Regions from separate parts of the Homo sapiens genome. Here regions 2, 3 and 4 are each linked to region 1. Evidence: chromatin contacts called from ENCODE Hi-C or POLR2A ChIA-PET data. All regions are on one chromosome and are shown on one strand. Each heading gives the region's core, a stretch centred on a gene start or an enhancer-like site at or near the end of the contact. The rest is flanking DNA. Distances are from core to core; before and after follow the strand shown. Region 1 holds the start of HIVEP1 (HIVEP zinc finger 1). Region 2 has its middle 150 kb from the start of TMEM170B. Region 3 has its middle 130 kb from the start of NEDD9. Region 4 holds the start of LINC02530 (long intergenic non-protein coding RNA 2530).

The links. A loop is a pair of places that touch in the nucleus more often than their neighbours do. ChIA-PET counts read pairs that join two places held with the same protein, here RNA polymerase II (POLR2A). Pooled maps may share reads with other maps.
Region 2: a loop to region 1 is called in a pooled map, with 3 times the contacts of the local background. The contact joins the enhancer-like site here to the promoter of HIVEP1 in region 1. A Hi-C loop is called at or near these places in 2 of 168 maps with a recorded cell type or tissue (CD4-positive, alpha-beta T cell and naive thymus-derived CD4-positive, alpha-beta T cell), 2 of 37 single-sample maps with no recorded cell type and 9 of 50 pooled maps.
Region 3: a loop to region 1 is called in a map of natural killer cell, with 10 times the contacts of the local background. The contact joins the enhancer-like site here to the promoter of HIVEP1 in region 1. A Hi-C loop is called at or near these places in 1 of 168 maps with a recorded cell type or tissue (natural killer cell), 1 of 37 single-sample maps with no recorded cell type and 7 of 50 pooled maps.
Region 4: a loop to region 1 is called in a map of endothelial cell of umbilical vein, with 12 times the contacts of the local background. The contact joins the promoter of LINC02530 here to the promoter of HIVEP1 in region 1. A Hi-C loop is called at or near these places in 1 of 168 maps with a recorded cell type or tissue (endothelial cell of umbilical vein), 4 of 37 single-sample maps with no recorded cell type and 4 of 50 pooled maps. POLR2A ChIA-PET finds 5 or more read pairs at or near these places in 1 of 52 experiments (GM12878).

Annotation. Positions count from the first base shown.
Region 1 is chr6:12,010,272-12,013,573 of GRCh38, forward strand. HIVEP1 (HIVEP zinc finger 1) reads left to right here and starts at 2,041. Exons shown (of 9, transcript NM_002114.4): 1 at 2,041-2,295. RefSeq lists an enhancer at 92-636 and silencers at 966-1,875, 2,056-2,195.
Region 2 is chr6:11,388,271-11,391,799 of GRCh38, forward strand. No RefSeq gene overlaps it. Among named protein-coding and RNA genes, the nearest start is that of TMEM170B, 150 kb to the right of the region's middle. Within about 2 kb of position 1,826, at least 8 of the 41 ENCODE cell types and tissues checked have a DNase peak (open chromatin) inside an H3K27ac peak, as active enhancers do.
Region 3 is chr6:11,364,111-11,367,376 of GRCh38, forward strand. It overlaps a transcript of NEDD9 not described here. Among named protein-coding and RNA genes, the nearest start is that of NEDD9, 130 kb to the left of the region's middle. RefSeq lists a silencer at 1,006-1,300. Within about 2 kb of position 1,699, at least 18 of the 41 ENCODE cell types and tissues checked have a DNase peak (open chromatin) inside an H3K27ac peak, as active enhancers do; they include natural killer cell, where a contact is called at or near this core.
Region 4 is chr6:12,583,873-12,587,227 of GRCh38, forward strand. It overlaps LINC02530 (long intergenic non-protein coding RNA 2530), which reads right to left and starts at 1,532. Exons shown (of 2, transcript NR_149140.1): 1 at 1,232-1,532.

The sequences.
Region 1 (3,302 bases), core at 791-3,290:
TTTGCTTTTATAACCAAATTTACTTTGTAGTAGGCATATTTCTCCCTTTACATGATATTATTTTTGGCTACACACTCGCCATTACTGAGTATTCCATTTTTAATCATTCCCATTCTGGTGGTTTGAGCTTTTCTTAGCTCAAATGAGCCAGAGGTACGATTTCCTCAGGGGAATTTTAGGGGTCAACTCCAGCAGGAAAAACCTAGACGTCGTTATGGAAGCCCAAGGGAACAAAACAATTCAAGTTTGCACAGATGGCCAGCTGTCTTAGTGGTTGTATGGTCGTTTAGCATTTTTATTCCTTAAAAGGGGAAACCAGTTTAGTTTCATCAGGGATTTTTTTTTTTTTGCATCAATTTTGTTTCACCTTATTCCTCTCAAGTTTGAGGTGGCCCGTTAAACCAGCCACTTTTGCTTCTTGAGGTGGACCTGTGGAATTTCTGTGCCCCAAACTGCGAACGTTCTTTAGGTCTAACCCTGAAAACCTTCGTTACCCTGGTCCAGCCCCTCTTCACTGCTTTGCCATGGATTTCCACTCCTTGCTTTCTCTACTGCTTTCTAGCAGCCGGGGTCACACCTTGGTTCATGCTAATTACTCCCTCTTCCCCTTTCACGCTCTCCCCTCTTCCCTGGAGCCCGGTCCGACGACCAGCCCCGCACCCCCCTTTTCTGTCCCCGAAGTCCCCTCCCGGGTTGGCCCTATAAGCTGTCAGGCTGGCAGGCAGGGGTTAATTGCGCTCGCAGCTTCGGCACTGGGAAGCACCAGCGGGGCTTTGGAGCGGCCTCTGGAATAACCTTGGCTTTCCTCGCTCTTTTAATAGAACATCCGCCACCAAAAAGTGGTTTCAGTTCAGGGTTAACATGTCCCCTTCCACTCTCCAAACCAACACCCTGCCCCCTCCGTTTTTTTAAAAGTTGTTTTTCAAAGTTAATGAGTTTTAAGTTTCACAATGACTTTCCCCTTCCTTCTACGCGTTGCTGAGGAAACCCCCTTGGGGTCCCCCCCCCCCCCCGCCTCCCCCTCCCCCATTCTGCCCGGGCGAGGGGCGGGGCCGGGAGACCCCATGACGTCAGCGGCCGGCCCACATCCTGCTGTAGAAAGTAAAGAGACGGTAAAGAGAAACTACGGCCCCGCCCGTCCCGTCCCTCTTCCCGGACCAACCGCCCCCAACTGAGCGACCCCGCCAGGCCTTCCCGGGGCCGCGTGACTGGCCGGGCCCGCCCCTCCGCCCCCGCCGTGTGCTGGTTCCCCAGGCGTCGCGACCCAGGGCTCCCGCCCCCCGCGTCCCTAACCCCGCCCCTCCCCCCCGGGCTGCGCTGCCACCTCCTCCCGCGTCCCCCTCCCGTCCCTGCGGCGGCTCGGCCGGGCGGGGCGGGGAGGGGCGAAGCGGCGGGTAGGTGGCGGGGCCGGCGCGGTCTGGGGCCCGCCCCGCCGGGGAGACCCGGGGCACTGGCTCCGGGTTCGTGCCGGGCCGGGCGCCCATCCAGTCCCTACACCCGGTCAGAGCTGGCGGCCGCGCCGGCCCAGCTGGGCCCCGGCGCCTGGGCGTCCCGCGCCCCTCGCCCCGGCCTCAACCCCAGCCCCCGCGGGGACGCCCCCTCCCCCGCCCACGCGTCGCCGCCCGCGGCCTCCCCTCCTCCCGCCCCCGGGGATCCCCTGCCGCCCCGCCCACCCGCGGGAAAGCCTCCGACCTTCGCCCTGCCTCCCCCGCGCCGCCCGGCCCGCGTTCCTCCCGCCGGCCCCAAAGACGCTAAACGTGCCCTACTCTGCCCCGGGGGAGAGGTAAAGCCCGCGCCCGTCCTTCCCGCCCCGGGCCCCGCGGCCCCAGGGTCTGTCCGCCCGCCCCGCCGCGGCGCGCGCCCCCCAGCCCGGCTGCCCGGCTCCCTGGCGGCCGCGATCATGCCGTGGCTCCGGGCGCCGGCGAGCTTCGCCGCCTCCTCCGCCCGGCGGCTGCGGCCCCCGCCCGCGCGCCCCGCGCTCCCCCCCCCGCCCCCCGGCCCGCTCCCCTGTTTAATATTTCAGTGCTGGGTGGTGTGAGCGCCAGTCGCCGGCCTTCAGCGTGGCGGCTGCTGGGCGGCGGCAGGGTGGCGGACGGAGCGGGGGACCGGGGAGCGGCGGCCGCCGGAGGAGGTTATGTTTGTGTTTGGGGTTGTCAAGTGAAGGAGGGATCCCAGGCGCCGCCGCCGCCGCCGCGCGGGGGTCGCGGAGATCCCGAGCCGCGGCCGCCGCCATCAGCAGCGCAGCTCCAGGGCCGGCTGCAGCGGCAGCGGCTCCGCCGGGCGTCCTGGCAGCAGGTTCGGCGCGGGCTCCGCGGCGGGGGCGCTGCAGCTGGGGAGGGCGGCGGGGCGGAGGGGGGGGGGGGCAGGAGCACATCCCTTCGGCGGGCGGGGGGCGTGCGGGCGCGCGTGTGTGTGTGTGTGTGCGTGTGTGTGCAACCGCCGACCTTGCAGAGGGGATGGCTGCGTGCGGGAGACCCTTGGCACTTCTGGGCGCCCTCGCCGCGCGCGAGCCGAGCAGGTACAGAGGGACCCAGCCTCCCCAGCCGCCTTCCAGCCGCAGACGCATTTTGCAAGAGGGTGGGGGGTGAAAGAGACCAGGCCTCGGCATCCCAACCTCCCGGCTTTGTGGGTTTCTTTCCCTTTCGTTCTTTGCTCTAAGTGCCTGTTTACTCCCGGCCACCTGGGTAGTTTCTTTCCGGGTTGGGAGTGCGCGCCAGCTGCAGTTGGGAAGGGGGCGGTGGGTTGGGGTGCGGGTCGGCTCGGGCTCGCCTTGGGGTCGGGCTCGGGAAGGAGTTGCTGGCTGGAGAGGGGAGGGGGCGGCGGCGGAGCAGGCGGCGAGGAGGAGTCTCAGGGCTGCCGCGCTCGCCTCATCTCGTCCTCCTCCTCCTCAGCTCTCTGCATCCACTCCAGGCTCCTTCCTGAGCTGGCACTTCCATTCCCCCCCTCCTCCTGGCATGCGAAGCGCTTTGTTCAGTGCAGCGTTGCAGAGGGGTTTTCCCAGGCTCCGCCCTCCACATTCATTCATGTTTTTTCTCCTTGCAACTGTCTTTACGCTTTTTGATCGTGTCATGTTTTTGCTCCATGTAGTATTTATTTCTTTCCCGTAAAGGAACGGTTTATCACTCGTCCTAGTCGCTACAATGCTGCTGTCTTTGGAAATACCCACTTCCCCCCACAAGGATTTAAATATGGGATGGACAGCTAGGGACAGTGGGTAGGCAATGAACGGGGTAGCAGAAAGCCTTTACGGACAGGGAATGTGCATATTTTACATTTATGCTCCGGATCCCATGGGATCACAT
Region 2 (3,529 bases), core at 576-3,075, 620 kb before region 1:
AACAACCAGCTCTTGTGGGAACTAATAGATTAAAAACCCACTCACCACCCTGTCAAGGGAAGACACTAATCTAATCTGCACTAATGAAGGGTCTGCACCCATGACCCAAACACCTTCAATCCAGCCCCACTTTCAACATTGGGGGTTAAATTTCAGCATGAGATTTGGAGGGACAAACATCCAAACTATTGTCTTTTGCCTGTCTGTTCTCCCAGTCATTACCCATGTCATTACCGTATTCTCAGTCCCTCTGCCCCAAAACACTGCAGATCTTTTCCCCACTGCATCTTCAATCCAACCAGTCACCATATTCTGTGTTGTTGTCTTTTTAAATTAAATCTCAAATCCAATCTTGTTGACGCATTCAGTTCCCTCTCTGTGTGTCCCTTGCCACTTTCTTAGTTTAGACGTTAATTGCTCAGACTGTTACAACAATTCCTAGCTGTGAGGTCCTCTTCTAGCCTCTATAGAACACTGTTAGGAACACGGTAGGTGCTATGGTTCAGATTTTTGTGTCCCCCCCAAAATTCATATGTTGGAACCTAATTCTTAAGGTGTTATTATTAGGAAGTGGGGCATTTGAGAGGTGATTAGGAGATGAGGACAGTGTCCTGATGAATGGAATTAGTCCCCTTATAAAAGAGGCCTGAAGGAGTCTTTTGCTCCTCTCACCACATGCAGACCCAGCTGGAAGGCACTATCTATGAGGAAGAGGGACCTCAGCAGACACTGAATCTGCTGGCGCCTTGATCTTAGACTTCCAGCCTCCACTACTGGGAGCAATCACTTTCTGTTGTTTGTAAGTTACTCAGTCCTAGTTATTTGGTATAGCAGCCTGAATGGGCCAATACACCAGGTCCTCAGGAGATATTAATTGAATGAACATCTTCAAAATATTAGATACTTCCATAGACAAACTTCATATCTTCTCATGTTCACTTTCTGCTTAAAGACTTTTGCCAACTTCCTGTTGCCTACAAAATAGAATTGAAATGACTGTGCTGGTGAATGGCAGTCCACTCTTCTCTTTACATTCTCTCCTGCCTTGTCCACCTCTGCAGTGCCCTTCACCTTCCCATCACATCAAACTGTGATTCACCCTTGGGCCCCACACATGTTCATGCTCCTGCTTTCTCTGGATAAGTTCATCCCATTTAAACCAGGGGCCAGCCTTCTCGTCCCATACTTCCATTTGTCTCAGTCCATTTGTGTTGCTATAAAGAAATACCTGAGTCTGCTAATTTATTAAACATTGAGGCTGCTCTCGGTCCCCTCCTATTCCATAATTTCTCATGGTTATGGCATGTAAAGGCTGTTCCCCTGCCTAGAATGCCCTTTCTCCTTGTCTTTCTGGCAACCCCTTGGTATCCCCTGGACAGAGTCTTCCTTTCCTCCTTCACTGTCACCAGGCCCTCTATTAATCACATAATGTCACAATAGTGTATCTCCATTCCCTGGACTTTGAGGCTCCAGAGGGCAGGGAACTGTTGTTTATTCATTCTGGAGACCAAACTAAACATTTTACAAAGTAGTCCATGGAGGTCTCTTATCAGAATCACCTATGAGGCTGGTTAAATGTAGATTCCCAGGCTCTGTGACTCAACTGCAAATTCTGTTTGTCTTGGTCGTGGGACTGTCCTAGGCAAATCTTACGGACATGAATGTTTGAGAACACTTCTACAGCATCCAACAAATATTTGATGAATAAAAACTTGATTAAAAAAGTACTGAGATCCCTGCTCCTAAAATTCTGCTCTATTTCCTTCATTCCTCTGGGGTGTAGTTTGGCTGGGGACAGGCCCAGGTATTTGGCTCAGTCATAGATCAAAGTGACCTAAATGGGAAACAGCTGTGCGTTATTCCCCAACCATGTCACGCAAGTACCTATTGTCCTGTCCAAAACGCCAAATTAGGTTTAGGGCCATTCAAATTCCGGAAGATGGTTGGCTGTGATAAGAACTAACAAATTCTTGCTCAAGTGGAAACTGGTTTTGCAGGGCATACTCTGCATTTTTAACTCACTAAAGCCAAGTTCTTAAGTTTAAGTGGTTCGTAAGTATCTTCTAATGAGCTGCACGGTTCCATTTGCTGTGCCTATCATCGGTATTGATAACTCTAGTATCAGCTAGTAGCCCTCACCTGTTGACACTGAGTGGATTGTGAATGAGCTTTTTTAGACTTTAGATGAGACTGCTGGGAGACTGTAATGATAGGCAAGCCTTGTTTTGGCCACAAACTCTCTAAAATGTCCTTTTTAATCTTGAGCTCTAGCAACACAATTTTGAGATCTGTCATAATGCACCATACCAGAACCCACGAAGACTTTACAAAACATACATCATCTGAATGACCTCAAGACTACACGACAACACATATTTGTTGTATTTGTTATTTACCAAATATGTATGTATTATGTATCATTACTTACCAACCAATGAAATCTTTTCTTTTTTTTTTTTTCTTTCTTTTTTTTTTTTTTGAGACAGAATCTTGCAGAATCTTGCTCTGTTGCCAGGCTGGAGTGCAGTGGCATGATCTCTGCTCACTGCAACCTCCGCCTCCCAGTTCAAGTGATTCTCCTGCCTCAGACTCCCGAGTAGCTGGGATTACAGGTGCAAGCCACCATGCCCGGCTAATTTTTTTGTATTTTTTAGTAGAGATGGGGTTTCACCATATTAGCCAGGATGGTCTTGAACTCCTGACCTCGTGATCCACCCGGCTTGGCTTCCCAAAGTGCTGGGACTACAGGCTTGAGCCATCACGCCCGGCCAATGAAATCTTTTAAAAATTCCATATAGATGCCGCAGTTCCACTTCGGGATATATATATCCTAAGGACTTGAAATTATGTTGAAGAGATATCTGTACTCCCATGTTTACTGCAGCACTGTTTATAATAGCTAAAATAGGAAATTTTCCTGTGTCCATCAGTGAACGAATGGATAAAGAAAATGTGGTATATACACACAATGGAATACAATTTAGCCTTAAAAAGAAAGAAATCCTATAATTTGCAACAACAGGGATGGATATGGAAGACATTATGCTAAGTGAAATAAGCCAGGCACAGAAAGACAAATACTGCCTGCTCTCACTCATATGTGGAATCTAGAATAATTTAACTAATAGAGAGCAAAATGATGGTAAAATGATTTTTGCTCCAAATAATGTAAAAATACCAGAGGCTGGAGGTCAGGGAATGGGGAGGTGGTGGTAAAGGGGTAGAAAGTTAGACAAGAGGAATAAATGATAAGTATTTAAGGGGATGGATATGTTAATTAGCTTGATTCCAACATTCCTCGTTGTATACATACACCATAACATCACTGTGCACCCTATAATTATATCTGATTATAATTTGTAAAAAAAATAAATAAAAGGACACATAAAAATGTAGAAACACACTGATATCATATACGGGTGAATACATATTTGTATCTGAGATATGGAAAATAAAGACACCAGGAGTGATTTGAAATTGCTCTTTCTGGTTCCTTTGTGGAGGAGTTAAGACCTGTCTATGGCATCCA
Region 3 (3,266 bases), core at 449-2,948, 650 kb before region 1:
TCCTTCTGGGAGTCTGGAATTTGTGTACATGCCAGACAGAGGGTGTCTAAGTGACCAGCTCCAAATCAAAACTCTGGCACTAAGTATCTACTGAGCTTCCCTAGTAGACAACATTTCATACCTGTCATAACTCGTTGCTGGAGGAGTTAAGTATGTCCTGTGTGACTCCCCTAGGAGAGGACTCTTGGTAGCTCATGTCTGGTTTCTTCTGTTGCTTTCCCCTTTGCTGATTCTGATTTGTCTTTGAGGTAATAGAACTTAGCTGTGGGCATGTCTCTATGATGAATCCTGTGGGTCCTCCTAATGAGTCATTGAACCTGGGGGTGGCCTTGGGAATTCCCCCCAAAGGTGTGTGACATTATAATTATCTCCATTTTAAGGTGAGGAAGCTGATTCATGGAGAGGTTAAGTAACTATACCAAGGCCACACAGCAGGTACATGGCACAACTAGGATTTGAACCCAGGCAAGCTGACTCCACAGCTTTTGCTTGTAACCCTTAAGGAGGCTCCAAAGTTCCCTCATTAAGTGGTTGTGAATCAAAGCAGGTGTGTTCACTCAGTACATATTAAGTGCTCAATAAAACATAGTTACTCTACTGTATTAGGATGTAATCTCCCGTCCCTTCTACCTACTAACTAGAAATCTATCATGCATTTTTCGCCATCCCACTAACAAGCAGAAAGTCCCTGAGGCTGAAATATCTTTGAAGAAGAGGGAGAGAAATAGAATGGATGTCATGCTATTTTTTTAAACAATAATAACTATTATGGTACAGTTCCTTTATAAGCCAAATGGAGCCTCTGCATTTCCTCTCCTCTTTCCTTACCTGATCCCTGGCCTCTCTCACCCTGGCACCGGGGTAAGAGCGGTGAGGGTCAGTGTAGCAGGCTGGGCATTCAGAAAAACTGACTGGAGCAAGAGTTGGAGGTGGGTGGGCAGATTTAGGGGAGCTCTTCTCATGATGGCGACTATGTTTTCTGCCACTCACCCCCCAGATGGGAACACGCTGTCTGACAAACAGAGTACTTAATGTTCTGTTTGTTGAAATCATTTCTCAATCACCCTCACCCCTCCCTACCTTTCAAGTGTTCTAGTTAATGCAGAAACATCCCGTTTCTTTCCATTGAGGAAACCAAGTGACCCCAACATTCCATAGACCTATTCTTGTCCTACTTTCAAAAAAAAACAGCTCTTCCTGCTGACCGCCTGCCTATAATAAGTCATAGCTTAGTTAGTAGATCTGAATGTCCTAGTTAGAGATAAGTTGGCTGAAGCACAGTACATCTACGTGTAGAATTTGGAGGAAAGGACTGAAGAAAGATACCGTGATTTAAAAACCTCATCTTCACCCTACACTCCTTGAAATAAGTAGAGAAGCAAAGCTTCTTATGTATAGTAAGAAATATAGATTAAAAGGTGAATAGCAGAAGAGTGGTGGCTTGGAGTTACATTAATTGAAATCAACAAGACCAAATCCTTCCCTGCAAGCACATTTTGATGAGGTAAAACTGGAAGGAGTCCATGGATATTCAGTACTTAAAAAAAAGGCTTGATCATAACAAATGCCAAGAAAAAGAAGAAAGAAAATAAAATGGGGCCGGGCGCAGTGGCTCACGCCTGTAATCCCAGCACTTTGGGAGGCCGAGGTGGGCGGATCACTTTGAGCTCAGGAATTCAAGACTAGCCTGGCCAACATGGTGAAACCCTGTCTCTACTAAAAATACAAAAATTAGGTGGATGTGATGGCATGCATCTGTAGACCCAACTACTCGGGGGGCTGAGGCTGGAGAATCACTTGAGCCCAGGAGGCAGAGGTTGCCGTGAGCCGAGATTGTGCTACTGCACTCCAGCCTGAGTGACAGAGCAAGAGACACAGTCAAAAAAAGAAAGAGGCTGGGCGTGGTGGCTCACACCTGTAATCCCAGCACTTTGGGAGGCCAAGGTGGGCAGATCATGAGGTCAGGAGTTTGAGACCAGCCTGACCAACAAGGTGAAACCCAGTCTCTATTAAAACTACAAAAAGTAACCGGGTGTGGTGGCATGTGCCTGTAACCCCAGCTACTCAGCAGGCTGAAGCAGGAGAATCACTTGAACCTGGGAGGCAGAGGTTGCAGTGAGCCGAGATTGTGCGTGGGTGACAGAGTGAGAGTCTGAGAAAGAAGGAAGGAAGGAAGGAAGGAAGGAAAGAAAGAAAGAAAGAGAAAGAAAGAAAGGAGAAAGACAGAGAGAAAGAAAGAAAGAAATGAAGAAAGAAAGAAAGGGGGAGCAAGACAGAGAGAGAGAGAAATAAAAGAAGAAAGAAAAAAGAAAAAGAAAGGAAGAAAGAAAGAAAAAAGAAAGAAAGAGAGAAAGGAAAAGAAAGAAGAAAGAAAAGGGATTTAGGATGAAAAACTGGTAGTACCAAAGGGTCACTTCATACTTACAGTAGATTTTCTCATGGGATAGCCATTAGAGGTTGGCACTTTAAAAGCAATGTATGAGAGGTGGAAACCAAAACAGAAACTGCCTATCTTGAAGTAAGATGCATTTTAGTCTGATGAAAACCAGCGTCTTCACACCAACAACGTGTGCTGAAAGGATGCACAGCAAGGAGTTGCCTCGTCATTGAATGAGCTCTAAGCAAATGACTTAGGGGACCCAGGCTTCAGTCCTAGCTGTGTCATCTGATCAGTTGCCCAACTTCATGTGAGTTACGTCATCTTTCCCACCGTGATCTCCTCAGTTTCACTATCTGTAGAGTGGGAGATACAATAAACATGCCCCAGGACCACTGTGAAAGTGAAATAATATGAGTCAATGTGCTGTGTTAATTGTAAAATAATATCTAAATCTTGGCTGTTAATATTTTGATCCAATGTTGTTACCTAGCACCAAGATTGAAGAGATAAATCAAACATTAAAAAGAAAACCTAGATTAGTTTTTGCTGTACTGAACATTAAGAAAGGAGGGTTACCTCGAGAGGAGAACCGTATAAAGCTCAATTAAAATGGAAAGGGCACTGCAGTGGACTCTATGATTGGTCAAAATATTAGGCTTTCTTCATTAATCCTTCCTCCTTGGTTTGTCTGGTTAAAATCACACACAGTGGTCTGAAAGTGCAGTGGGCATCAATTAAGATTTAGGTCAGAGCCTCTGAGGTAGCCAGTGATTTAGTTTCTGGGATTAAGGAAGACAAAAGCTTACCGATGGCTGGATGAGAATAACATTCCTTTCTATTGTGATCATCCTACATCAAGGAAATGTTTGAAATTTAGGGAGTCTGT
Region 4 (3,355 bases), core at 282-2,781, 570 kb after region 1:
GCACTTTAGGAGGCAAGGCGGGAAGATCACTTGAGCCTGGAAGATTGAGGCTGAAGTGAGCTATGATTGCACCACTGCACTCCAGCCCAAGCTAGAGAGAGAGAGAGAGAGAGAGAGAGAGAGACTCCATCTCAAAAAAAGAGAGAGAGAGAGACCCCATCTCAAAAAAAAAGAGAGAGAGAGAAAATAAAGTTTCAGAAAGACTTCTGAATCTTAAAAAATTAAACATAAGTCTATGAAAACATAAGCAATAGTCTCATACTATTGTATGAGTGGTCTCTTCTTTTCTTTCTCTCCCAAGGATATCCTTCTCAGCCTAAAACACTTTTGTCGACACTTCGCCCAATATCCATCACATTTTACATCTGCTAAGAATTTTAACTTTTATTGTCAGTTTAACCAACAATTCAATAATATAGAAAGCGGAAGAATCAGGATTGATTCAGCCAATTCAAACTTTACATACTGAGGCATTTGCAGCAAATCTAGTAAACATCTTTGGATTTTCCAGAAACTTAAAGCAGTCTATTTGTTTGTGTCTCCCTGTTTTGTTTTGTTTTTTTTTTTTTTGAGGTGGGGGTCTCGCTCTGTTGCCCAGGCTGGAGTTCAGTGGTGCAACCATAGCTCACAACAGCCTCCGCCTCCCGGACTCAAGTGATCCTCCTACCTCAGCCTCCTGAGTAGCTGAGACCACACGTTTCATTCACCATATCATCTCAAAGCTTAAATAAGAGCCTGTCAAGCACCAAATAAAGTTGGAGTAGGAAGAGTGGTGTCAAACTTTTGAAGAGAAAGTTTTAAACTGAGCATTCCAAGAAATAACTGGTGTTTTCTCTTCCTCTTGCTGATTGGAGAAACTGAAGGATGGAGCAATTAAAATTTCCCAACCCCATTCAGTGGAAAAGGAAACATACTGTGGAAAGAATTGCTAGCAATTGTAGTCAGTGTCCATCTCTATGGATTTGGCGTGGAAATTCACATTACAACAAGTGAAAAACAACTCACGGTACCCTCAATACAATGGGCATCGATTCTGCTTCCCTTGGTGATTTAAAAACAAATCTGGATCTGGATATATGTGCTTTAGAAAATGCAATTTGTCGACTTGGTTGTTACTATATGGCATTTGTAGAGCTTGACTTAGGCTTGTCTTAAAAAAAAAGCTTCTTAAAACTGTATGCCTTTATCAGAAGTCGCCCCTCGGCTATTTACAAGTGCCATGGTTACAGACCTGCTAGACTGATGATATTCACATGCAGGAAACAATGCAAGGAAAACAGGATTTGCACGGCTCCGACTGCACTGGCCCAAGAATTCCAGGAAGTGATTGTACTTTATGAAACCGTCTGTGCTCCGCTAGATTGTCTATAGCTTTTAAGGTCAAGTCCTATCACGGCGAGTTTGCAATGCCCTTTGTAACAAGGCAGAGTGTTTATGAAGCTGAGTACATGCTGTATTGTTTATCAGCCCAGGCAGTTGAAAGGTGCGATATTCCAATCTTGTGGTTCAGGATGGCACTGGGAATCGATCACAGGCTTTTCTGACATAGGCTTGGGATTAGTTCAAAGAGTCCCTGGCAACAGTGACCATGCGACAGTCCAGCACATGGAGAAAGTCACGAAGCCCACAGTCCCTGACAGGAGAGATGGGTTTGTGTGGGAGATCAATGTGGGGAGCACTGTGAGTTTATGTTTTAAGATCCCTGTGCTTCCTGCTGTAGCTGAGCAGTCTCCTTGGAGAGTGAAAGGTGCTGGCGTACAGTAACTGCTGATTCTGAGAGTACGGAAAGGAGAGTGAGACAACAATGGAATTTATTTCTTCGTAAGAGAGCTGGGAGGCAGCCAGGCATTCCAGGCCCTTGCTCTCGAATTCTTTGATTTCTCTACATGCATAATGACTAGAGACTCCTGTTGCCTCTGGACTCGGGGATACTGGAGCCGGACAGTGGACGCCCAAACCGCTCATGTTACTCCACAGCCCTGCCTAATTTTAGGCGCCAAGGCTGGACGTGACTGACCAGACTCCTGCTCGCTCCCTCTCCACGAATGATGTTGGTCCCTGAAGCTAGGTTAAACAAGCAATAGTCCACAGCTATTGTTAAGGACGCTGTCGTGATGGAATCAGCTGGGCACTGGGCATCCTTTGCACTCGGAGTGATGGCGGCTAGCCAGGCATCTGTGAACTTTCTGGAGACATTTAGGTGTTGTGTACCAAAGTCACGGCACCTTAGGGGCAAGCATGATCCCCCAGTGTTTTCAGATGCGTGGACTGAATGAACCTCAGTGAGTGACTGCTGATGTCAAATCAATCAATATCGATTTAATGAAGTCTGTTAGTTTATAAGTCAAGTGACTTGCCATTAGGGACTGTTTCCTCAAGGATGACAAAATAAATAACAACAATGAAATACTTTTTATCCAGTTACCACGTTCTGTGCCCCATACTGGCTTTTGAAGATCTGGCTTTGCAATGTAGCGTTGTATTTTATTGACTGAATTTTATTTTATTTCTAAATTCATAGGCATCTTGAGGTTCATCACTTCATAGGTACTCTGGACTAACATCACATAGTTATCAAGCCTTTTAATAAAACTGTTATTTTTTTCTAGTAGACTCAATAGAGGACCATTGTTGGATGTCTTATAGGCATAACTACCTCATAAAGGGTTGCTAATTACTGGCCAAAACACTTAACTAAATAAAAATTAAAAGTTCCACTCATCAGGTAAGAAGAGTCCTGAAACCTGTGTTTTGGTCTTGACTCTCCCATTAACTCCTAGGAAATTTTACCTCCCCCAGTGACAGACATTGGGATAATCATTCCCTGCCCCTTTGTTTTTCCTCTGCAAAAAGAGGTGCTTTAAATATGTAATTGATCTCTAGGGGATTTCCCATCTATGAAGATTGAATCTCTAACACTCGGCCTGTAAGTCAGAAGACTCAGAGGTGTTTGAACCAGAGCAACTCCATCTCGAATAGGAGCTGGGTAAAATAAGGCTGATACTTGCTGGGCTGCATTCCTACTAAGTTAGGCATTCTAAGTCATAGGATGAGATCGGAGGTCGCACAAAATACAGGTCATAAAGACATTGCTGATAAAACAGGTTGCAGTAAAAAAAGCCTGCCAAAACCCACCCAGTCAAGACAAGAGTGACTTCTGGTTGTCCTCACTGCTACACTCCCACCAGCACTGTGATAGTTTACAAATGCCATGGCAACATCATGAAGTTACCCTATAGGGTTTAAAAAGGGGAGGCATGAATAACCCACGCCTTGCTTAGCATATCATCAAGATATAACCATAAAAATGGACAACCAGTAGCTCTCAGAGCTGCTCTGCTTCTGTACGCCATTC